2 separate regions of the Homo sapiens genome follow, and region 2 is linked to region 1. The links are chromatin loops, found by intact Hi-C in ENCODE. Cell type or tissue: sigmoid colon. All regions are shown on one strand. Each heading gives the region's core, and the rest is flanking DNA. Links, peaks and the distances in the headings are about the cores only.

Region 1 (16,830 bases), core at 6,491-11,490:
TCTCCACACAAGACCTTGTAGGATTATTTCTCTGCAGTGAAGGACAATGAAGGAGGTTCAGTGGGAAACGATCTTAGGACAGAGGAAGTTTCCACTTTGCCTGGGAGGGTGAACAGCCTGGGAGACCTGGAGATGAGGGCAGGCATTCTAGGCCAAGGGGTCTTCTTGTGTGGTCAGATGGGGAAGGAAACCCTCCTGGCAAAACAGCAGCAATTCTTTCTCCAGGAAAGCTTCTGAGACTGACTCTAATAGTCAATTGTGATCAACTGTCCTAGGCTCCCAGGGCCACAGCAATCCTTAGGCACCCCAAATGTGCCATCCCTGACTACCCAGCACACCCTAACCCCAAAGCATTGTGACAGCTCAAGGATGACTTCCTCTGAAAACCTCTGTCCAGATCTAAAACCATCCTGTTTGTTTGCTTGTAACTGTCTTTTTCTAAAAGTAACACCTCAGGATGGAGACTCTGTTGCCTTGTCCACTGCTGCCCCCAATGCCTGGAACAAGGTGCCTGACACAGGAGTAGGCACGCGACACATAGCTGGTGAATAAACGTCACGGAATTAGCACACGTGTAGAATCAGTACGCACATGTTTGGCCACAGTCACTAAACGTAACTGATCAGAAATTAAAATTAAGTTGCATGTTCATCAAAACTTCTACATGGCTATCAGTGACTGCCATCTAATTGCCATTCTGCAACTTCAAGAGTACAATTTCAAGAGCGTAATAAAAAAATCATATTTAATCACACCATAAAGTTCATCAGCACAAGCAAAACAAAAACTGCACTATTTGGATTTATACTCACTCTCCTTACGACCCTCCAAAACAAAAATGCTGGGCATCCTAGGGCTATCTCTGACAGCAAATGCCTTCAGCTCTTGACTTAGAAACTGCTAACATACTAGACAAAACACTTTCCTTAAACTCTAAGACAATGAATAATACTTTAAACCAGGTTTACATCGCTTAAAACCAATTCGCTCATCAGTAATCGTTAAAGTGGTTGTAACAATAAAGATGTTAATAACAGAATACAGCAAAATAGAAATTCTAATCTACTAACAGCAAATCACCATTCCAATTGAATGGTGTGTGTGCACAAACACAAGCCTTCCCAGAAGCCTCCAGCTCTCCACACTCCTGCACACAGAAGGCAGCAGTAAACCGATGGCACTGCTGTTAAAGTAAATTGTCTTTCTCAACAAAGAACTGGAGGGGAAAAGGAGGATATTATAATCCAAGACTATAATCTAAATGCTTCTAGCTTGCAAGAAAGTGAGCATTACGAACACGCTAAGCTTACTGACAAGTACTTCACAAAAATGGTTTCCAATGTTTAAAAACATTTTAAAATCTTTACTCAGGTAAACGACAGAACTTAACTCATATACCCCCTAACACCTAAGGCAAGTGGGCTATTGAGTATAGCCATATTTTGAAAGAAACTTCTATTGGGATTATTTCAGTAGATACTTTTAAAATTTACCAGAGCATAATCTTTGAAACCCAGTGGGAACCACACTGCTACAAAAGGCTGGAATAGAAGTGTGATGTTCTTTAGGTCACTAATTACACACTGATTTGTGACTAAAGCTACCATGAATTCTACCACTACCTATAGATCTTGAAATTAGCAAATAGGACACATTATACACTGCTTAATAAAAAGCACAGTAATCTGTGCTTAAGTACAACTAACTAGGTACAACAGCCACTTTGCTGACAATTACTGTAACTTGGGAATATTTTTCTTTACATCCTGATGTACTCAAACTGTTAACTTTTAGAAACAGCACAGCCTCTTTGTTTCTTCTGCTTAATAGGTTATCTTACACTGTTGATATGGAATATGTATCTACCATAATACAAAGCAATAAGGTATTCAAGTCCTCAAAAACACAGAAAAATTATATTTATACACAATTTGTCATACTGCTAACAAAGCTACTTTTTCCCAAGTTACTGAGGTGTCCAAATAAGGAGTTATTAAAAAATTCAACTTAAATTGCTATTCTCTGGCCAATGCATTTGTACCCTGAAAACTACAAAATTATCTCCAAGACCTGGCTAGAAGTTTACATTTTCTCTGAAAGTTTTTCCTCTGTCTTTTACACACAGTATTTTTTCTTAATCTGACAAGTGGAGAAAACTCTGCATAGCCATCTACTAACAATCAAAAAGCTACAGGTTTTTTTATTTTTTATTTTTAATGCTCTAAATTCTTCAACACTGTTTCAAGGAAATTACTAGGGGTCACACCCACGAGGCTAAATGGTCAACCCAACTTTCCTAATTTAGCTGTGGAAAGATGCTTCCAAGTTAAGCGAAAGAAAAAGATTGGAATATTCAAAGTTTATATTTAAGGTTACAACCTAAACTCTTCAACTTGGGAAGCTTGTAAAGGAAATAATTTCATTTTGCTGAAATTGTTCATAAATTACCAATTTTAAATAGGATTAGAGACCAAAGTACTATAAAAATATAATCATATAGCATATTTGAGTGTCATTAACTAGAAACTGCCTGAATTCATCCTAAATCAGTTAAGGTCAGTTAAGGGATCTTAGTAAGAACTTAAAGTATAACATACTAGTTTTAGTTTCAATATTAACAGATACTGTCATCTGCAAAGTGGTTTTTAAAAACATCCTGATCTGAAAAAAAGTTATAAGGAAAGTGAATTTTTAAAAACTTTAATTAAGCAAGACTAAGCATTGCTATCCATTTCTCCTATTACTACTACTTAACCAGTACAACCTTAAATATCTGTAAAAATTTGACAGGCCTAACTGCACCAAAAAAAAAAGATTTCAGCAAATTAATTAACTGTTAATAAACTGTTCTATCTTTACCTGCACTAACTCTCTGCAATGAAAACACTGAACGTGTGTATACACACATCTATCTATATATATATACACACACAAATAACTATACCCACTACTAGACCAGTACACCATACCACTTTTTCCAATGAGCGCTCTGAATTAAACACAATTCAAGTAACCTAGCTAAATACAAGCTTAGGCAATGCCTTTTAAGGCATAAGATCATTCTTCTGCAAGATTTAAATATTCCCCTCCCCATCCTATCTTTTGCTGACTACATACTAAAGTTGTATATCTGGCTCTTTCCAGTCACCTGTTTGCTTTCAAAATCAAGGGGGAAAGTCTCCTTTCAATTAATAATACAATCATTGTTCAGTCGATTTATAAACTGAAGAAAAACTCTATATTGATTACAAAAGAAAGAAACACTTCTTCAGTATAACTGAGATGCTTTATGTTATCCTTATTTGATAGAGGTAGAAGTAAAAGTAACTATTATTCCTAATGCTGATTCAAGAAATGTCTAGAGTCTACATTTCCAGTCCATTTAACTACATTTTAAATTCCAAAGGTTTCCAGACACACCAGAAAATAATGGAACACCAATACAGAAACACTACACGAGTCTGTTAAAAACCTAGCTTCTGAGTCTGGGGGAGCTTTTCTATAGGAAGTACAGTCATGTGGAGGTCAGAAACAAGTTTTGTAAAGCTTAATAAGAACAAAGGCTAAGTAAGGAATCCAACTAACTCTCTCATACAACTTCTTCAGCTGCCCTTTCAGGTTTAGTAATTTTACTTCTCAACTTTATCATAAAATTACCAAACTGTCCCCAAATTTCCAGTAACTCAATTATGCTGATACCCTGGGCAGGAAGTAATGGAGATGTTCAGAACAGTCAGTCAACAAATGTTCAAATGGAAAGCATTCCAACATTAAATATAAAAGGGTAATATGTGGCGGCAGCTGGCTAGCGGGGGCTTCCCCCCTATTTATCTGGAAGATAGATGTGTACAATAATTGAGCATGTCATCGTGAGCTGCAGATTTTAGGAAAGAATGGTCCCTGTTCTTCCACTTTCTTAAAGTCAGATTTCTATCTCTCTTCGTGGTCTAAATTCAAAAACCTTTGCCCCAGATACCACTGCAAATTTGTCTGTTATTACTGGTTGGGGAAAAATAACCCAGTTCACCTTACTCCAAAAACATGAGCATTTCAGAAAAGTTTTTATTCTGCCTCTAAAATGAGGCCATTAAGTGATATTCAATAATCAGGCTTCCTTCACCCGAATTCAAGAAATTTCCTGCCGTCTTTGTGTAATAAACTTTTTTCTTCCATGTGCATTTTAATTTTAACACCCCTCCCCGCCGCAGAATCTGGAAAAGAGGTGTGCGGATCAAGACCCCTCCACCCGCCATTGTCTCAAGTTTAATTTACATGCTGTAACCAAACCCTTCACTCTTTCGAATATTTAACAAGATTGAGATTCCTTTAATTCCATGTTGGTAGCTGTTCTGTAAATACCTTTCAGGTTTTTATTTTTTAATATCCCAGTAATCTAAAAACTATTCTGTTGTTAGATTTCAATTGAAGGAACTGGATTTAAAATCTTATTACGTTTATTTTATCAGTGGAATACTCAGTTTATGCAACTGTCTCATGTTTTTCATTCCTACTTTCTAATTCTAAGGCTTGAAAACAGCCATTGCTCAGTCCTTCAGCTTCACCTTCCCAATTCATTCATTAAACATTCTGCTCAGGGATTAAACTGAAATGGGAAATTAGGAAAGAACCATTTAAAACAAATCATACCCAGCAACCTCAAAATCTATAACATACAGGCCATATGGGCATACAGGAAATGGGACAATTTGAATTTTTTTTTTTAAGCAAATGGAAACAAAGCTTCATATAAAACATAAAAAGGGTCCAATCATTTACTTTCAAATAGAGTCAGCTAAAAGTAGCTCCTTTTTTAAAGTGGCATCTTTCAGGCAGTCAAGAGTCATTAAAACTACTCCAAAGTTCTTATCAACCAATATCATGTTTGTGACAACTGTGAGAAAAGAATGTAATTTTATAAAGTGGGAAAACAGCACATCTTTTGGGACCCCTGAGGCTCTAATCAGGCATCTCAGAATTAAGAGTGCTCCAGGGTTGGGAAATGGCTACCCTGCTGTGGCGAAAACATGCCATTTCATAATAAACGTTGTTAAGAGAGAAAAAAGTGATAAGCATGTACCTGCAATGAGGAGATAGAACGACTTAGTCATTGCCAGGCCATTATATTCCTTAATTATTTCATCAGTCTATAAGTGACTTGATGATTAAGTCTTATTTTCAGATTTCCTCCAAAACAAGTCCACTGGAAGGGGATTAGGGGCTCCTACTCCTCCCTGAACTTTTCCTGCCAAAAATGGAGGCTCACAAAGAAAATGCAAATCTACCCCCACCTTAAAAAAGTAAAGGCAGTCAAAGTCAAAACCTTCACTGCTCCTCCTTCCTCCCCTACTACGTGGAAAAAAATTTTGACCTGTTACCAAAATAGATTCCTCAGGGTAAAGGGGAGAAAAGTTTTCTACAAATTTTTTCTAAGTGGTGTATTAGTTCCTTTTTTTGAGTAAGAAGTGAAAGGGAATAGGAACCCAACACAACTGCTAAACTTCGATCTCACAAGTTATTAAAAAACAGCAAAGGTCAAACTGCAAAGCGTTAGAAAAATGTGAAGACAAAAGGATTAAAAGAGTGGGACACTAAAGAAAAAAGTGTGTGTCCTTCACCAATAAAAGTCGTATCTTGTCCTCTACTTCCTCCTTCTGTAGGCAAATAAAGACAATTCTAAAGGACTAGCTTTCCTCATCATGCCAAATAATTAAAATTCCAAACAGATTATTAATCCTATTCTAACAATTAAAATAAATGATAAATCTGCCTTGTAACTACTGACAACTGTATTTTAAATAACTTACGGCCTCTTGAATTTAAATATAACCGATTAAAAATGGCAGCAACATCAGGGTTAAGAAACAAAATGAAACACTATTAGTCTCCAGAATATTGAACAAAACAATATCTAAAATAAATATGACTTCTCAGAAGGAAAAAAGTTATCTACCATTAAGGACATACCTTAAAAGTTCTTAGCACACATTAAGTAAGCACAAACTAGTGGCTTGCCTGTTATATTTTCAGACAAAAAGCAATGAGGTTATTCCTCTGCACTTGTCACTGCAGACACATAAAGGCTTTTAGAAACTACATCTATTACTCATTGTCTAAGTATCATAAAACTTAGCATTTTAAGTCTTGTTTGATATCAATCAAGAAAGAACATCCACTTCAGGGGAAAGAAGTACAGTAAAATAAGAACATTGTAAATGTCCCTCTTGACATATACAAAAGAGAAGGTAAAAGGCCTCCTAAGACCCCTACCTAGTGGCCAGGCCTGGACGGCAGCTGTTGCTACCTCACCTTTTCTTTTGTTGAGCTTAATCTCATGTCAAGTCATTCAACCAACTCAAAAGCGATGAAGACATTATTGAATCAATCTGAACTAAATCAGACCTAGGCTTCTTAAAACATACAGCTTAATGCTTCCAAACGATCTAGAAAACTAAGAAACCTAGCTACGCTGTAGGACACACTTTCATATGCGTCCGTGTGAAGAGACCACCAAACAGGCTTTGTGTGAGCAACATGGCTGTTTATTTCACCTGGGTGCAGGCGGGCTGAGTCCGAAAAGAGTCAGCAAAGGGAGATGGGGTGGGGCCATTTTATAGGATTTGGGAAGGTAATGGAAAATTACAGTCAAAGGGGGTTGTTCTCTGGTGGGCAGGGGTGGATCTCACAAAGTACATTCTCAAGGGTGGGGAGAATTACAAACAACCTTCTTAAGGGTTGGGGTCACGGCACCAAATTTCATACACGTCCGTGTGAAGAGACCACCAAACAAGCTTTGTGTGAGCAATGGCCTGGCCTGGGCTCAGAGGCCTGACACACACAGTGGCCAATTATACAGGACCCCCAAACTGGCCAGTGGACCACTGCAACCGCCATTTACTTTCTCCGCTGCAAGCACCATAGGCTGATTCAGGAAGATAAACTGAGGCTCAAGGAATTTCGAAGTGGAACAATACACCAAAGCCTTAAACCTGAAATGACTATCCTTTTCTGGGGGGTGGGGGGGAAAGAAAAAGAAAAAAAAGTTTCTGGGGCTCTCAGGGTGGCCCAGATGCCAGGGTCCCAGAAGTGGCCTTTTCTAGCTCCTGTAACTAAACCTGGCGGAAAACTCCCCGCCTGCTCACCCCATCCGCCCAAGAATGCGCCTTCCCGTCTTCGGTGGCCCTACCCAGAATCCCAAAATGTGGATTCCAACCCAGGCCCTGAACGTCTTCTCAAATCCCCGGGACTTACGTTGCGGCGCGCGCCCCGCTGTCGGGTCTTGCCCCTCGGGCGGTACCGCCCAGGCAGCCCTAAATCCAGCCTCCCAGGCCCCCAGCAGCGCCCTCCGCCCCTCCACCATCCCGTCCGGCTCGCAGTCGGGGCCAAATCGAGAGACAAGAGGGCTGTGCCTGAAACTGAGCGGTTTCACCACTTGGCACCTCCTGGCAGAAACTTCCCTTTAAAAAAAGAAAAGAAAAAAAAAAAAAGCAGCAGCACTTTTGGGCTAGCATTTCAATCCTTCCTGCCCTTTAGAGTTCCCAGTTCTGCTTCCAGCTGCCTTTGGGTGTTCCACTACAATTGAGTTGTAAAGATATTCTTTAAGTGTTTATAGAACATTAAGACTTAAGAAAAATCTTTAAAATTAGAGGAGGGAAAAAAAAGCCACCTTATCGCACACATCCAGGAAACGCAGCCCCGTGCATCCCTGCTCAGGGATAAGCAGGCGCCCCAGGACTCCCGGGGACAGATTTTTGGGCACCCGAGGGAGTCACCCGGCGCACCTCGGGGTCCGCGGAGAGGCCCAGCCCCTCCCGCGGTCCCTTAGACGCGCCCTCCGCCTGGCCCGTGTGGACCGTCCCGGCCATTGTTTACGGGGGAAGCCTGTCCCGACGCATTGTTTTGGCCATTTCCAACTTCCCCCGGCCCTTCCCGGGGTATCGCGGGGGACCCTACGCCAACGTCCCCCCTCCGCCCGCGCCCCAAGGGCCGACTGGGCAAATTGGGAGACCCGCCCCGCGGGGCGACCCAACTTTTCGGAACAGCCCCCCACCGCCCACCCCCGCAGACCCCCGGACCCCCGCTCCCGGCGGAGATTCAGGGAACCCCGCACCCCAAGCCCTTCTGAATCGTGCGGCGTGAGTGTGACGGCCAAGAGCGGATGCAGCCCGGGATCGCCCGCACCTTCCCGCCAGCGGAAGCGCAGGAGCCGGCTGGGGAGGGGGCGCCCTAGAAAGAGCAGCTAGAAAGCTGAGACGGGGAACTGAGGTCATCCTGGGGGGGGACAAGACAACGAGAGCCGGGCGCCTCGGGGGCGGCGCGGGAGCCTCCGCAGGACCAGGCGGGCGCCCCGGCTGGCGCGGGCGGGGGGCGCCCCCCTTTACCTGTGGCTCCGGCCCCTCGGCCATTTCCTCGCGCGGCGGCTGCCGGGACTGAGCTGACTCCACTCGGGCCGGCCGGGTTTGAAAGAGGAGGAGCGGGCGCGGAGGGGAGGGGGCGGGGAGGGCGGAGGGAGGGAGGCCTCGCGCAGTTTTCTCGGCCTTTTGTGCGGACACCTCCCGGATTCCGCGCCCGCACCCGGCCCCCCAAAAGACACGGGGAGCCGCAAGCGAGGGGTGCAGCCATCTGCCGAGGCGCCTAGTGCCTTCGCGCCTCCAAGACCCCCAACAAAAAAGGAGCGTCCCGCACCCCCACCCCCGCCCGGAGGATTTAGGGGCCGGGCTCACCTCGGGCGCGGGGCTAAGTGCAGGCGCGGGGGGGGTCCCTAGAGCCGCCAGGGCGCGGCGCGTCCGGCGCTGGGGGACTGTTGGGTCAGAAAGTGTTCAGGGAGCAGCTGCTGCGCCCTCCCTCGGCCCGCCGCTCGGAGACGCCCCGCCCCGCCCCACCCCGCCCCCGCGCCCACGTGACTAGCATAGGCCCGCCCCCGCTCCGCCCCCCGCCACAGACTCCGCCTCCGGGACGCGAGCGAGCGGCGAGCGCGCGCACTCCCAGTTATCGCTCGGCGACTCCCGCGCACGCACGCGCCGTGCCACCCTCCCCGCGCCCCCCGCCCCATACCCCTACTCCCGCCATCCGATTTAACGTGGCGGGCGAGCGCCGCGGCGGTAGCCGTGACAGGTACCCGGCGGGGGGGGCGGGGGGGGCCGCGAGGGTGTGCGCAGGCGCAGACCCGGGTCCCGTCCCCGCCGCCCCCTCCTCTGCAAGGTGTGCCCGGGCGAGGGGAGGGGCCCGCGGCCCGAACTCCTGGGTCACCCCGAATTACAAACAAAACCTTAACGCCGTTGCTCGCGGGTTAGAAGGCAGCTGTGCGCGAAAAACACCTCAGATTTTCTTCAAGCGTGAGGAAGGTCGAGAAGATAAAGTTTTTAAATGAGTATCTTCAGAAAGCTATTTAATTGTTCTGATTTTTTTTTTTCTGAAAGGACTGGGCTTGCGCTATTCTAACTTGAGATTTCTAAACTTAGACTAGGTTCCAAGAATCTACTTGGTTTTGATAGAAATCCATTTGGAGGAAACCGGGGACAAAAAAAAACAAAAAACCGCTACCCTTTCCCCTCCTCCCTACGCACAACTCATTTAAATCGTTTCCCAACTGTTTTTTTTTTCTTACTGAAAAAAAGGACAAAAAAAATCCTGATTCCTAAGGCCTGTGATATTTCCCCATTTTAAGTAAGCCTCGAGGAACCACAGACATAACAAACATATCCACAATTTTTCTACCCCAAAATGCAAACTAATGCAAATGTGAAATGGATCTATGCAAGTCGCTACCAACAAAATAGCCAAATATTTGTTTTTTTACTGGCCTTCGGCATATCCAAAATGAAAAAACTTTAAAACACATCAAGAAAAGCATTTAAAATATCTATTTCCTAAATCAAAAGAAAGAACGCACTACAGAAACGATCCGGAGCTGGTGAGCAATGCAATCTTAATAAATAGGAAAAGGAATTTGAGAAGACAGCTCAGCAAAGGGGAAGAATTTGCCAAGTGTCATGTTTTGCTGTCATTTTATATATAACTACTAACCCCCCATATGGTCTGGTTAGTCTTTTTTAAAAAGGAAGCCAATCAATTACTCACAATTAATTAGCAGTGCCGGTAGATTCTTAGGCCAGCACTAAAAAACTAAATTGGGTGAATTTTTTTTCACTCAAGTCCACTGATATTGATCACTTTTAGTATTAGGAGTCCTTTTCTGACAAAAGATGAATACCTATCTTTAAAATATATTTTTTAATCTTATTGTCACATTCTAAAACACAGTCCAAAAACACTTCATAAACAAGAAACTTCATTTAACTTTATGAAAACAAATGACTATGAGCCTTGCTACACAACAAAGAAACTATGAACAAGTGCAACCAGGTTGAGCCTTTAAGTGTAGCCTCATTCTACATGTTAATGGATAACCTTTGAACTCTGAGAACTTGAATGCTGTAAACACAATAGCACTGACAGTTAAAAATTCCAGTGTCAAAATCGAGCAAAAAGAAAAGTCCAAACTTTTCAGGGGGAATAGGGAAACAATCAAATATTTTGACAAATAATCGTTTCAGTAAGAACAAGGAGATTCCTGGCTCTCAGACCTTGTTGCTACTGAATTATTTTCTGAGCAAAAACGGTTGTGCTTGTTTTCCCCCTGTGCCCTCCAAAGCTACCACTTTGTTCACATTATAGCATCATGATTTGTTACTGTTTCGCTGCCTCCCTCAAAAAAAAAAAAGTGCCTTATTATGTTGTAGCTTTTAAAATTGAAAGATGATTATATTCACTGATCTATCCGCTAAGAGTTTTATTTATATGTGATCCTCCTTATGTTTGAGCAAAGAATTACAAAGAACCTTGTCCTGGAGTCGTGCCAACGAAACTGGGAAATCGTTGCAAAATTCTGCCAGTGACTGACTGCTGGGTTGCAAATACATACTGTGTTTTCAGAAGAACATAGAGGGATCTGAATTCGTCCGGGAGGGCTTCCCTGAGACACATTCTTCCCTTAGAATGTGAGACTCATACCTCCCATTTATTTGGAAAGCATGTATAGTTCAAACAATTAAAATATGGAAACTCCAAAAGTAACAGGAGAACACTGCAAACATTTGGTTTTGTAATAAAAGCTAGAAACTCATAACTGCATGAAGTGAAAATTGAAAATCGAACGTTGGTCTTCCTATGCTTAGCTCCACCCACAAGAAATCCAGCTTTGCCATCACTCCCTTCCTAGGCCATCTCTAAAGGAGTCAGGTGCTACTAGATGCCAGCAAAAAAAACAAAGAATGGAACCAAAAGAGAAGCTCTGCACATGGTACTTGGAGAAGGGGCAGAAAAGCCCCACTTCACCTTGGTTCAATGCAGCAAACATCAGCTACACCTCATTTTTCACAATTGTCCAAACAGCTCAGGCAGAGCTGACGAGGAGGGTCAGCACCTTCTGCCACCTCCTGCTGCTGAGCTGTGCACCTGTCCCGCAGTTAACTTTCTCTGAGCTGAGTCAACCTGAGCCCACCTGTGGGGAGCCCAAAGCTTGGTGGAGACAGATGCCAGCTGGGGCCCTTTGTTGGGAGAAGCTAAAGGACCTGGTGACTGCATGTGGGGGCAAGAAAAGGAAGACTCCAAGGGTTTGCTCAGGACTCTGGCCCAGGAAATGGGGGACTGTGGGACTGGAAGGGGCCTGGTGGGGAGCAGCAGGGGGTGCTGAGCTTGTTTGGCACCCTCTGAGCTGGAGAAGTGTGTGGAGGCTGGGAGAGGGGCCCAGAGGGACTGGAGGTATAGACAAGACATGCTCCCAGCTTCCCTGGGTCGCAGGCCAGGCACTATTTGATAGATGAGATCATCGAGTTCCAGGGAGGAAGGAGAGCGGGCCATGTCACCAAGGTCACCCAGTGATGAGCATCCCTGCCGACAGGAGTCCAGCTATCCCAGTCCCTCCACAGTCCCTGGGACTTTGCTGCTGAGGGGCTCGGGCTCTCCGGGCGGGAGTCCCAAAGACAGGAACAGGGCAGACTTAGAGCCCACATGGAGGCTGATTCTTTGGGCGGCCTTGGGCAAGTCTCTTCACCTTTCTGAGGCTCAGTTGCCGCACCTGTGGGTGTGAAATGCCTCCTTCCATAAGGGTTGGAAGGATTAAACTAGAGTTTATTTTTATTTTTTATTTATTTATTTATTTTAATGTCATAGCGCTGGACCCAGCAGCAGGTATTTAGTAAGCCCGGCGGGTGGTGAGCATGTCCTCCCCTTCCCCTTCTGGCTGAAGCAGTTAGGAAGGCTGCCTGGAGGAGGCAGGCCTTGAAGGTAAGGGCTGATTCAGAGAGACTCAGAATGAGCACAGGAGAGACTGCCGGGCTCCCCCTGGCCCCGGGGCCCCTGAACACAGGCCAAGGGCTGTGGACCTTCTGTTGTCACAGCTGCCCATCCAGGCCCCACAGCACTGGAACCGTAGCCAGAGAGAGCTCTGCCTGAGAATGGGACAAGAAAACAAGCCCAGCCGGGCGCGGTGGCTCGAGCCTGTAATCCCAGCACTTTGGGAGGCCGAGGTGGGCAGATCACGAGGTCAAGAGATCAAGACCATCCTGGCCAACATGGTGAAACCACATCTCTACTAAAAATACAAAAATTAGCTGGGTGTGGTGGTGCTTGCCTATAGTCCCAGCTACTCGGGAAGCTGAGGCAGGAGAATCGCTTGAACCTGGGAGGCGGAGGTTGCAGTGAGCTGAGATCATGCCACTGCACTCCAGCCTGGGTGAAAAAAAGAAAAGAAAAGAAGGAAGGAAGGAAAGAAAGAGAGAAGAAAGAAAAGAAGGAAGGAAGGAAGGAAGAAAGGAAGGAAAGAAAAAAAAAGAAAAGAAAAGAAAAAAGAAAAGAGAGAGAAGCCCTGATTGCCACCAGCAGCTCATACCGATTGGCCCCAAGCCTGGCCAGCGAATGTTCAAAAAGCCTCCCTGACCCCATTGCATCTGCTCTAGGCAAAGTCTTGTTTTCTGGAAGGAAAGCAGCATTTATTAAAGACACTGCTCTGCTCTCACGCTTGCATGAGCCTCTTGCCCATGACGTTGCTGCCCTGAGATGCAAGTACCATTACTACCCTCAGGGAAGGAGAGGTCTTGCCGAACCCAGCATCTTGACTGCAGAGCTGGGGCTCTAACCACTGGGCTGCTGCCTTTTGTAAATGAATGGCTCCCCATCTCCTGCGAGCTCCTGAGGGCAGAGCGGAGTCTCCCCTGTGCCTGGCATGGGCCCTGCATTCAGCAGCCTCCTCAGGAATTTTGAGTAAGTGAATAAAGACATGTAAGGGTGACAGTTCAGTTTCAGAGTGACCCAGAGGCATCGCCCTAAGATGCAAAGATGCAGTGGATCTGAACAGTTGGAGGCGGAATCACCTGGGAATGTATAGAGTAGCTTCCAGAAGGACACACAAGGGACCAGGCACGGTGGCTCATACCTGTAATCCCAGCATTTTGGGAGGCCAAGGCGGGCAGATCACCTGAGGTCAGGAGTTGGAGACCATCCTGGCCAACATGGCGAAAACCGTCTCTACTAAAAATACAAAAAATAGCCGGGCATGGTGGTGCACGCCTGTTAGCCCATTTACTCAGGAGGCTGAGGCAGGAGAATTGTTTGAACCTGGGAGGCGGAGGCTGCAGAGAGCCAAGATCACGCCACTGCACTCCAGCCTGAGCAACAGAGTGAGACTCTGTCTCAAAAAAAAAAAAAAAAAAAGGACACACAAGGAATTGGCACCGGGGGTTGTGTCTGGGAATGGGGGTGGGAGGGAGACATACTTTTCTGCTTGAATGTCTGTGTTACATATTATAATGTGGTATCATTATAATGCGTCACCACGCGCAGGTCCATGAATGAATGCGGAAGTCAGTCGTCACCCGGGAGCTCCCTGGGCATGTGGACTCCTGGGCTGCAGCCCCAAAGGGAGGAAGCAGCAGGGCTATGGGTGGCAGGGGCCAGGATGAGCTCCTGGGTGATTCTGTCACAGGTGGCCCTGGACCACACTTAGGAACAAAATCGCCAGCTGGGTCCTCTTCCCACCGGCCACCCAGCCAGGCTCATTTGCATGATCTTTTGCATATATTTGCATGACTTCCCTGGTTCCAAATAAAGCCTGTTAGTCCTTATCCTCACTTCTGCTGGGTGCTGAGCAAAGCTTCTTCCCTCCCGCCCTCCCCTAGCACTGCCCCCGCCCAGACCTGGCTGGCCTGGACTAACCCCGTCCTTCTCACCTCCTAGCCCCAGTCAAATATGTCATCCTTTGACCCCATCTCCACTTTCTCCTAGTCCCCCAAGGCCTGGCACACACACATCACCTCCCCCACCCCAGAGCCGAAAGCCTGTTCTCAGTCCCACACTCGTTTTTTTTTTTTGTTTGTTTTGCTTTGTTTTTGAGACAGGGTCTCACTCTGTTGTGCAGGTTACAGTGTAGTGGTGTGATCTCAGTTCACTGTAACCTCTGCCTCCAGGGCTCAAGCGATCGTCCCACCTCAGCCTCCCAAATAGCTGGGACGACAGGCCCTCGCCACCACACCTGGCTAATTTTTGTATTTTTTGTAGAAGCAAGGTTTCGCTATGTTGCTGAGGCTGGTCTCAAACTCCTGGACTCAAGTGATCTGCCCGCCTTGGCCTCCCAAAGTGCTGGATTACAGGAGTGAGATACCATGCCCAGCCCAGTCTCATAATCTTTAGCCCCTCTTCTGAACTCCCAAAACACTGGTCCCCTCTTTTTTTTTTTTTTTTTTGAGATGGAGTTTCATTCTTGTTGCCTAGGCTAGAGTGCAGTAGTGCAGTCTCGGCTCACTGCAACCTCCACCTCCCGGGTTCAAAGGATCCTCCTGCCTCAGCCTCCGGAGTATCTGGGATTACAGGCACGTGCCACCATGCCTGGCTAATTCGTATTTTTAGTAGTGACGGGGTTTCGCCACGTTGACCAGGCTGGTCTTGAACTCCTGAACTCAGGTGATCCGCCTGCCTTGGCCTCCCAAAGTGTTGGGATTACAGGCGTGAGCCACTGCATCCGGCCCGGTCCCCCTCTTTTCAGTGCTTCTGTGTCCTCCTAAACATCCACTGAGCACCCAGGGCTAAGGCAGGCCCCTTGCCCATCTCATTCTCCCTAATCCTCCAGGGACTCTGTGAGACAGGACTCCACTGGGCCCATTTTACAGATGAAGAAACTGAGCCTCAGGAAGGTCCCATCACTTGCCAGAAAGTGGCGGCTCTTTCCATCCCACCAGCCTGCCTCTGCAAATGGCCCCGTGGCATTTTCGCTCATCTCAAGTGAATGTTATTTGGGTTTTGTTTTGCTTCACTTGCTGTAATTAGGTCTTTGAAATTATGCAAGTCATATGCACTTACTGTAAAAACATTAAAACCGCTGGGTGCGGTGGCTCACGCCTGTAATCCCAGCACTCTGGGAGGCCGAGGCGGGTGGATCACGAGGTCAGGAGATCAAGACCATCCTGGCTAACACGGTGAAATCCCGTCTCTACTAAAAAAATACAAAAAATTATCCGGGCGTGGCGGTGGGTGCCTGTAGTCCCAGCTACACGGGAGGCTGAGGCAGGAGAATGGTGTGAACCCAGGAGGCGGAGCTTGCAGTGAGCCGAGATCCCGCCACTGCACTCCAGCCTGCGTGACAGAGCTAGATTCTGTCTATAAAAAAACAAAAACAAAAACAAAAAAAACACAACACTAAAACCATCCAGGAATATTTGGGTAAAATATAAGTCTCCTCCTTGAATGCACCTGTCCCCCAATAACACTTTTTTTTTTTTTTTTTTGAGACAGAGTCTTGTTCTGTGGCCCAGGCTGGAGTGCAATGGCACGATCTCGGTTCTCTGCAAACTCCGCCTCCTGGGTTCAAGCGATTCTCCTCTCTCAGCCTCCTGAGTAGCTGAGATTACAGGCACCCGCCACCACCCCTGGCTAATTTTTGTATTTTTAGTAGAGATGGGGTTTCACCATGTTGGTCAGGCTGGTCTCAAACTCCTGATCTCGTGATCCGTCCACCTTGGCCTTCCTAAGTGCTGGGATGACAGGCGTGAGCCACCGCGTCCGGCCTCCCAATAACACTTTCTAGGAAGAGCCACAGTGAACAGTCTGGGGTCTCCTTCCAGAACTATTGACCTACAGACATGATATATTCAAATATATAGACATAATTTTTATTGTAAGATATACATGCAAAAGACATACAATTTTAAAAAAATAGAGATACCATGTACTCATCACCCATAAAAACTGCTAACACCTGAATTATACCCCTGTATGTCTCTATGCCTGCACCTCCTCTTTTCTCTCTATTTATTTCTGAGACAGAATTTCATTCTTGTTGCCCAGACTGGAGTGCAATGGCGTGATCTCAGCTCACTGCAACCTCCGCCTCCCGGGTTCAAGCAATTCTCCTGCCTCAGCCTCCCAAGTAGCTGGGAATACAGGTGCCCGCCACCACGCCTGGCTAATTTTTTGTATTTTTAGTAGAGATAGGGTTTCACCATGTTGGTCAGGCTGGTCTCCAACTCCTGATCTCAGGTGATCCACCCGCCTCAGCCTCTCAAAGTGCTGGGATTATAGGTGTGAGCCACCATGCCCAGCTGTATTTCTCTTTTTTCTTACTATTAGCCACATATATGTTCCTTAAGTAATAAGTGTAAGATGAGAATTGCTCAATTATTGTGTGTGCAACATGTTCAACTTTATTAGGCAAGGCTAAACTATTTTTGCAGGAGATTGAACCAGTTCATACTCCCGCCCAAAGCAGATGAGAGTCCTCACTGATTCATTTCCTTGCCAAATCTGAAACCGTTCAATTTCATAATATCTGCCAAGCCAGTG
Region 2 (8,022 bases), core at 480-5,479, 63 kb after region 1:
CTGCACTCGTACCCCTAGCTCAGCACTATCCAGACCTTCGCAGGGATTGTCTCCTTTGATTCTTGCAAGAATTCTCCAGGCACCTGTTACCAATGGGGAAACTGAGGCACGGGCAGTAATGCCATGAGTGGCAGGGCCGGTGTGGCCAGGAACAATGGTCTGGAGGAAGGAGGTTCGCTCTGAAGTTTGGAGGAGAATGCTTGTAAAACCTCTGTCCACCATACACTTTGGTAAAACGTCCTGGCCATCTCCATTCTCCATTCTCTCCTTTGATCCTCACAAGATCTCCGTGGGGTACGGGCTATGCCTGTCTTTACCTCACAGGTGAGGACTCTGAACTGACACACAGAGAGGGGAAGTGGCTTGTCTGGGGTCAGGCAGTAAGCAACTGTCTGGGCCAGGATTTGAACCAGGCTCAACTTCCACTTTCTGGGGAAAGGTCATTCCAGGCTAGCAGAGCACTCACTAACCGATTTACTGTGGGGTCCTGCTCACACCTCCTGGGTCCTACAGGGGCCCTGAGAGCCTGTGTAGAGGGCTGAGAGGAGTGGAAGGGAGGGCAACTTGGGCCAGGCAGGTGGACAGCTGGGGAGGAGACGGAAAAGGCCACTTCAAAATGCTAGAGTCACAGAGGCCAGAGGTTTTTGTCCTAGAGAGTGTCTTAAAGTTCAGCCAGGGCCGGGCGCGGTGGCTCACGCCTGTAATCCCAGCACTTTGTGAGGCCGAGGCGGGCAGATCACTTGAGGTCAGGTGTTTGAGGCCAGCCTGGCTAACATGGTGAAACCTCGACTCTACTAAAAATACAAAAATTAGCCAGGCACTGTGGTGCGCATCTGTAATCCAAGCTACTCGGGAGGCGAAGGCAGGAGAATCACTTGAACCCGGGAGGCAGAGGTTGCAGTGAGCTGAGATCGCGCCACTGCACTCCAGCCTGGGCTACAGAGCAAGACTCCATCTCAAAAAAAAAAAAAAAAAAAAAAAAAAAGGTCCAGCCAGCCCATTCTGCAGATGAGGCAAACTGAGGTAGCCCAGATACTTAGATTAGAAATCAGATCAGGACACAGCTGGCCTGCCTCGGAGCTCTAAAGTCCCAGGAGCTTCCAGGGGGTGAGGTCCAGAGGTGATTAAAGGGACACTGGGGGGCCAGAGGCCCAGAACCCATCCCAGCAGGCTGTGCCCTGGGGACAGAGGACTGTAGGGGTCTCTCCTGCCCTCCACCTCCACCCTCGCCCACCCCCCAGCACTCAGTAGTCACCAGGGTGGAATATTTTAGCACCTATAGAAAAACCGCCACAGACGGCCGTGGCAGCTGTTGCTAAGGAGACGCTCCCAAAATAGCCCCCCTCCGCCAACCTTTCCCGCTGCTGCTCCTGCTGTGGGGAGGGGAGGAGACCAGGCAGGGAGGGGGTGGCACATGAGTGTTCGCCCTAGGCTCACCCACCCACCCTGGCCCCTGGTGCCCACCCTGGCCCAAGACCTGGGCAGCCACAGGTCTGTGGAAGGGCAGGAGCTGTCCCATGCATGCCTGTGATCTCAGTCACAGTCCTCAGCTAGGGAAGAAGGTCACTCAGGTGATAGGAGAGGGGGGAGCAGAACCCCCGCACCCAAGACCCCCCAGCACACTCCCACACATACACAATTACAGGTTATCACAGTTCTCCACATCCACTGTACACACCACAAATACAGTCCCACGCATGCCCACCGAGGGGTACACACACATCAGCAAAGCTGCATCAGATGCACGGGTAAACGTCTGCCACAACTACACAACATCCACCTGCACACACACACCATGGAGCCGCAAAGACATGCTTTTATATCCACATATTCACACACCCATCCCAAATACACACGTACACCAATATATGCATGCCAGGCACACGGACACACACACACACCAGTGTACATATACCCTCACAGCACATGGACACACATATTCACAGATACACACAACTGTCCAAACACATGCCCAGCCTGTGGCATCTAAAGGGCAATCAGTTGTGTTACCCAGTAGACTCTGTCTGGGGTGCTGTGTCTTAGGGTTTCCAGAAATCCTTACTTAGTGGGGAACTTCTACAACCACAGGGCAGAGGGTAAGGAGGAGGTGGCAGGCAGGTGGATGAAGGGTTGTGTCTCTCTGAACCCCTTTAAGTCTGGGGACTAGATGATGACTGGTGCTCAGGAGAGCTGCCCTGGACCCACTTCTCGAAGGGGAAAGTGGAGTAGACTCTCACCCGCAGACTTGAAACTTCTGGGCACAGAGATTTCTGAGCCCCAGGGGCTGGGGCGATAAAGAGGACAAGATGGCAATTGGGTGGCAACTGTGATGGTCTGTGGCATGCGCAAGGCACGTTCCAGTTGGTGAGCCGCTTTCACACTCCATTATTTCACACGCTTGGTAACAGCTACTCTGAGATACTGGTGGAGGTGTCCCCATGTCTGAGTCTCAGAGAGGAGAGAGAACTCCACGACCACACAGTAAGTTACTAGCAGAGCTGGACCCATAACCCAAGGGGGTGCCAGCACCCAGCCCCAGTGCCTGGCACTTGGCTGCACTGCACGAACTTGGAAGGAGGCCACCGGGTGCAGGGCCTAGCTCTGCCCCTGATGAGCCCCGAGTTACTGGGGGGGCAGCCAGGCCCTCCATCTTCCCACCTGGAAAGCTGAGAATGAATCCCCAGGGGTGTTTTCAAGCAGCGGCTTGTGGCCACCGTCAGGGCTGGGGAGTGGTGTTTGCCGGAAGTCCTCGGAATGCCAGCGCAAGGACGAAGGGTGGCCCAGCCTCTCCCCTCCTCGTTTGGCCAGCCGCGGTCTCTCTCCAGCCTCGCTCTGTGACTCCTGAATCCGGGCTCCGGGTCTTCGTTCGCGCCTCGTCACTCTGGAGACGCTGCGAGCGGCTTGCGGTTGCCGTAGGAACCTCGCCAGGGCCTCCGCGAGGCGCACGACTCCGCGCGCTGAGAGCCGCGTTTTGGTCACCGAGAGACACCTGTCGCCAGCGGCGAGGGGTGGGGGCGTCGCGGCCCGGGTTATTATGCTTTTCTTTTTAATTGAGGTGTAACTTACAAATAGTACAGCGAACATCTTAAAAGTACAGCTCTGCGGGGCGCGGTGGCGCACGCCTGTAATCCAGCACTTTGGGAGGCCGAGGCGGGAGGCTCACTTGAGCCCAGGAGTTCGAGACCAGCCTGGGCAACATAGCGAGACCCTGTCTTTTAGAAAAAAATAACAGTGTAATGGCGTGCACCTGTAGTCCCAGCTACTCGGGAGGCCGAGCCGGGAGAATGGCTTGAGCCCAGGAGTTCGAGGCTGCAGTGAGCTATCATTCCTGTCACTGCACTCCTCCTCCAGCCTGAGCAACAAGGCGAGACCCTGTCTCTTAAAAAGAAAAAAAAAGGTACAGCTCGATTAATTTTTCAGACATACTCATAAAACTCGTGTTACCACCACCATGATCAAGACACAGAAGACTTCCAGGCCCTAGAAGTCTCACATCTTCAGGAATAAACCAGTGAGGGAGAGGTCACCATCTGAAACCCTGGAGTTGTCTGTTTTTGCCCCTCTCTGCTCTGGCAGACCCTCTTTGGGCCTCAGTTGCCTGTGAAGGGAAGCAAGGAGCTGAGGTGACGTGCATTGCGTGGTTTATATCTTGCAAATCGCTTTAGATATTTAGCTAACTTTAACCCGGATAACTATTGTATGAGGTCGGTACTTGGTTTATACCCAGGTTAATGATGTGAACACTATAACTTGGAGAGATTAGCTAGTCTAAATTCAGATAGCTCTTAGGTGGTGGAGTTTGAGGGCCTAACTCATCTGTCTAACCTTAATGCTCATCTTTTCCTTCTTCCCTTCCTTGGCCTCTACAGGCCGGGCGCGGTGGCTCACGCCTGTAATCCCAGCACTTTGGGAGGCCGAGGCAGGTGGATCACCTGATGTAAGGACTTAAGAGACCCGCCTGACCAACATGGTGAAACCCTGTCTCTACTAAAAATCCAAAAATTAGCCGGGCGTGGTGGCAGGCGCCTGTAATCCCAGCTACTCCGGAGGCTGAGGCAGGAGAATCGCTTGAACCCGGGAGGTGGAGGTTGCAGTAAACTGAGATCGCACCACTGCACTCCAGCCTGGGTGAGAGAGTGAGACTCCGTCTGAAAATAATAATAATAATAAATAATAATGAATGGTACAAGTAAAAGGCACTGAGGGGCGGGGGGGCAGGCCACGTCTTATCTCCTCGCCTTTGTGCAATTAGTACCTTCTACTGGGGACTCTCTTCTCTTCCCCAAGGTTTTGTCTCCGAGGCAAGCTCCTACACACCCTCCAAAGCCCACTAGAGCATCATTTGCCCTAAAGCCTTCTTTAAGAGCAGTCCTCCCAGGGACTCCCTCCAACAGACAGTGATTGCCATTTTTCCTCTGTGCGGTCCAGTCCGTGCACAGGCACCCACCTCCCACAGCACCAGAAAGGCCCCTGGAGGCTGCACCTAAGTTCAACCCTCAAGGCGCCTGGTGCCCAGCTGGTCTTCAGTAAATGTGTTTGTAACTAAAACGGGAAGAGAGGTTTTGAACCTTGGTGTTTATAACCTTGGTGTGTCAGTAAAATGCGGCCCGCTGCCCCTGCCTCCTGTCACTCAAAATATATTGAGCTGGGGAAAGAGCTTCCCGAACACCTGGGGTGGAACCGCAGGGAGAGGAAGGCTGGGCCCACCCCGCACTCGGTTAGGAAATGGACTCGTCCGCGCCTCCGGGCGGGCGGGACCTCAGGGGCTGCCTGGGAAGAGGTCATTCCTTCCACGGGGGAGCGTCCACTCGCCTAGGCCAGAGGAAGACTTGGCGGCCTAGAGGAAGCTCTAGGGAGCCCCGGAAGCCCGGGACATAGCTTTCCTTCCAGGCCCCTGCCCGGTGAGAGACAGCCAATTAAGTGGAGTGATTTTCACTTTACACCCCTATTTCCTTCCACACAGAATTGGAGGCAGTTTGCAGGATATTCCAAACAGTGGTGAAATATAAGAAAGGGCTAGGACCAGAAAAAGAGAGCGAGCGAGAGAGATTATATATACCTATTTTTAAAAAATAATTGAGCAAGTCCCCCATTCTCTCTTCCATAAATCTGACTTTGAACGTAGAATTTGCTTTGTTAAGTGAGAAGAAAACAGTCCTTGCCCTTTGAGCTAAAGGAAATTTCCCTCTTTGCTTTCCCCTGCAGCAGGCACATTTTTGAGTGTTGGGAAATTGAGGCTCAGAGACGTGAGGGACTTGCTGGAATCCACCCAGCAGCAGGGACAGATCGTGAATGACCATGCAGGTGGCCAGAGTGCTGGCAGGGGCTAGAGCCAAATGTTTTCCGTGAGTAAAGGGTTTCCCCTTTTCTCCATGGGGAGCTTTGAAAGTCTCCACCTGGGAGCCTAGTGGGCACAAAAGAGGTGGGGCTAATTACTGTGGACAGAGCCTTAGGACTTTGGGGAGAGGAGAGCCATGTGACTGACCTTGGGGAGCAAGAGACAAATTTGAGCCCCGATTTCCTCATCTGTAAAATAAGGACATAGTATCCATTTCATAGGGACATCAGGAAAACTGGATGCAAAGAGCAATGGCTAAGCACCTGCAATACTTCATTTCTTTTTGAGACAGGGTCTCACTGTCACCCACGCCCAGTTTCAAGTAGAGTAGCGCAATCTCAGTTCACTGCAACCTTGACCTCCCAGGCTCAGGTGATCCTCCCAACTCAGCCTCTCAAGAAGCTGTAACTATAGGCACGTGCTACCACGCCTGGCTAATTTGTGTGTGTGTTTTTTTTTTTTTTTTTTTTGAGACGGAGTCTCACTCTGTCACCCAGGCTGGAGTGCAGTGGCCTGGTGTTGGCTCACTGCAACCTCTGCCTCCTGGGTTCAAGCGATTCTCCTGCCTCAGCCTCCCAAGTAGCTTGGATTACAGGCGCTCGCCACTAATCCGGCTAATCTTTGTATTTTTAGTAGAGACGGGGTTTCACCATATTGGTCAGGCTGGTCTCGAACTCCTGACCTCAGGTGATCCGCCCACCTCAGCCTCCCAAAGTGCTGAGATTACAGGCGTGAGCCACTGTGCCTGGCCATAATTTTTGTCTTTTTTTTTTTTTTTTTTTTGTAGCAATAGAGTTTCACCAGGTCGCCCAGGTTTGTCTCAAACTCCTGGGCTCAAGAGATTTGCCCACCTGGCCTCCCAAAGTGCTGAGGTTACAGGCATGAGCCACTGCGCCTGGCCTCTTTTTAGTTTTTTCTTTTTGAGACAAGGTCTCACTCTGTCACTTAGTTTGGAATACAGTGATGTAATCATAGCTCACTGCCGCGTTCAACTCCTGGGCTCAAGCGATCCTCCTGCTTCAGCGTCTCAAGTAGCTGGAGCCACAGGTTTGTCACCATGCCCGGCTAATCTTTTTTTTATTTTCTGTTTTCTTAATTTTTTGTAGAGACAAGTCTTGCTGTGTTGCCTTGACTGGTCTTGTACTCCTGGCCTCAAGTGATCCCCCTGCCTCTGCCTCCCAAAGTGCTGGGATTACAGGTGTGAACCACCGTGACTGGCCTACATCTGTCTTTATTTTTCCCATTTATCAGATGAGAAAGCTGAGGCCCAGAGAGGGGACGTGGCAGGCTCAAGGCCACAGTGGCAGGCCTGGGACAAGGTCTAGCCCCTGGAGCCATTCAGCTTGGGTTCCTTCCCCTCCAGCACCACGGTCCCTCCTCAGACTCTCCCTGGCCTTGGCCAGTTTCCCTGTGGTCTTGAGGAAATAAAGGGAAGGGGAGGATCCAGCCTCATTCCAGCCCCACGTCCCCCCCAACACACACAGTGGGGGCTGCTTCCCAGGAGGACAGATGTTTTCACCAAATGGCACTTGCACGTGCTTTTCTCTGGCTTGGGGAGGAGGTGGGCGCTGAGAAGGAAATGCCAGCTGGTTGGGCAGAGACAACCGCAGCCACACCTGAGGGATTTAAATAGCCTCCGCCTTCTCTGGGCACCGGCTGAGGAGGAGGCATCTGGGCAGGGTTGGAGGGGAGCGGGGAACAGAAGGGCCATTCGGAACCTGCCGCAGCTCAGGGATGAGCGCCTGGCTCCTCCTCCCAGAGGGACCTGGTCTAGGCACCTCACCTCCCTGGACCTCGAGGTTCATCCCCTGCAAAGCGAGGCTCTGAAGGCCGCTGAACCACGTGCCTGTTGATGGAAAGAACCTGAGTAACAGGCCTGACCCATGCCTGGCACCCAGATGCTCAGTACTTGACGGCTATTGGGGTCACCACCTCCCTGCCAGGGCAGGAGGGCCTGCTGCTGAGTCTCTGACAAATGAGCGTCCACCGGCCGCTCACCCACCTCTCGCGACAGGGTGCTCATCACCTGCCATGGCAACCCACAGTGTAAGGGAATGATTTCATGGTAGACCGTGTGTTGGAATCTGGGCTACAGGACTGCTTGGTGTCTGTGTGACCTCAAGCAAGTTATTTAGCCTCCCTGCCTCGCTTTCCCCATGTGTGAAATGAGAATGAGGCCACTGCTTCCTCACAGTGCTGTTTAGATGAGTGCCTTTGGAACTTTACAGTTAAACACGATCCCCAGGGGATTCGTGTGCACATCGGAGTCTGATTCACCCGGGAATGCCTGGGGAGGGGCTGAGATTCTGCATTCCCAACAAGCGGTAGCAATGCTGCTGGTCTTTGGACTGCGTTTGGGGTCTCAAAGGACTGCCTTGGCTGGGCGCGGTGGTTCACGCCTGTAATCCCCGCACTTTGGGAGGCTGAGGCAGGCAAATCATCTGAGGTCAGGAGTTCGAGACCAGCCTGGCCAACATGGTGAAACCCCATCTCTACTAAGAATACAAAAATTAGCCTGGCGTGGTGGCGGGCGCCTGTAATCCCAGCTACTTGGGAGGCTGAGGCATGAGAATCGCCTGAACCAGGGAGGCAGAGATTGCAGTGAGCAGAGATTGTGCCACTGCACCCCAGCCTGGGCCACAGAGCGAGACTCTGTCTCAAAAAAAAAAGGACTGCCTTTCCCT

What was found. A loop is a pair of places that touch in the nucleus more often than their neighbours do. Peaks named below come from ENCODE experiments on the same cell type or tissue, not always from the same donor. Only the 100,000 strongest peaks of a DNase experiment are listed, where the experiment ranks them.
Region 2: a loop joins it to region 1, with 2.6 times the contacts of the local background. A loop is called at or near these places in 4 of 110 quality-filtered maps.

What each region holds. Positions count from the first base shown.
Region 1 is chr22:38,390,060-38,406,889 of GRCh38, forward strand. TPTEP2-CSNK1E (TPTEP2-CSNK1E readthrough) reads right to left here and starts at 8,856. Exons shown (of 15, transcript NM_001289912.2): 1 at 8,379-8,856. It also overlaps the pseudogene TPTEP2. RefSeq lists enhancers at 7,585-8,368, 13,453-13,954, 13,955-14,454, a silencer at 8,634-8,913 and a cis regulatory region at 14,081-14,267. In sigmoid colon, for the core only: no CTCF peak of the experiment used is centred there; DNase peaks (open chromatin) are centred at 7,326, 8,221, 8,442 and 8,882; H3K4me3 peaks cover 2,850 bases; H3K27ac peaks cover 1,954 bases.
Region 2 is chr22:38,458,829-38,466,850 of GRCh38, forward strand. LOC124905116 (a long non-coding RNA gene) reads right to left here and starts at 2,840. Exons shown (of 2, transcript XR_007068096.1): 1 at 2,659-2,840. RefSeq lists enhancers at 2,579-3,079, 4,650-5,149, 6,576-7,077. In sigmoid colon, for the core only: no CTCF peak of the experiment used is centred there; a DNase peak (open chromatin) is centred at 2,853; H3K4me3 peaks cover 707 bases; H3K27me3 peaks cover 4,493 bases.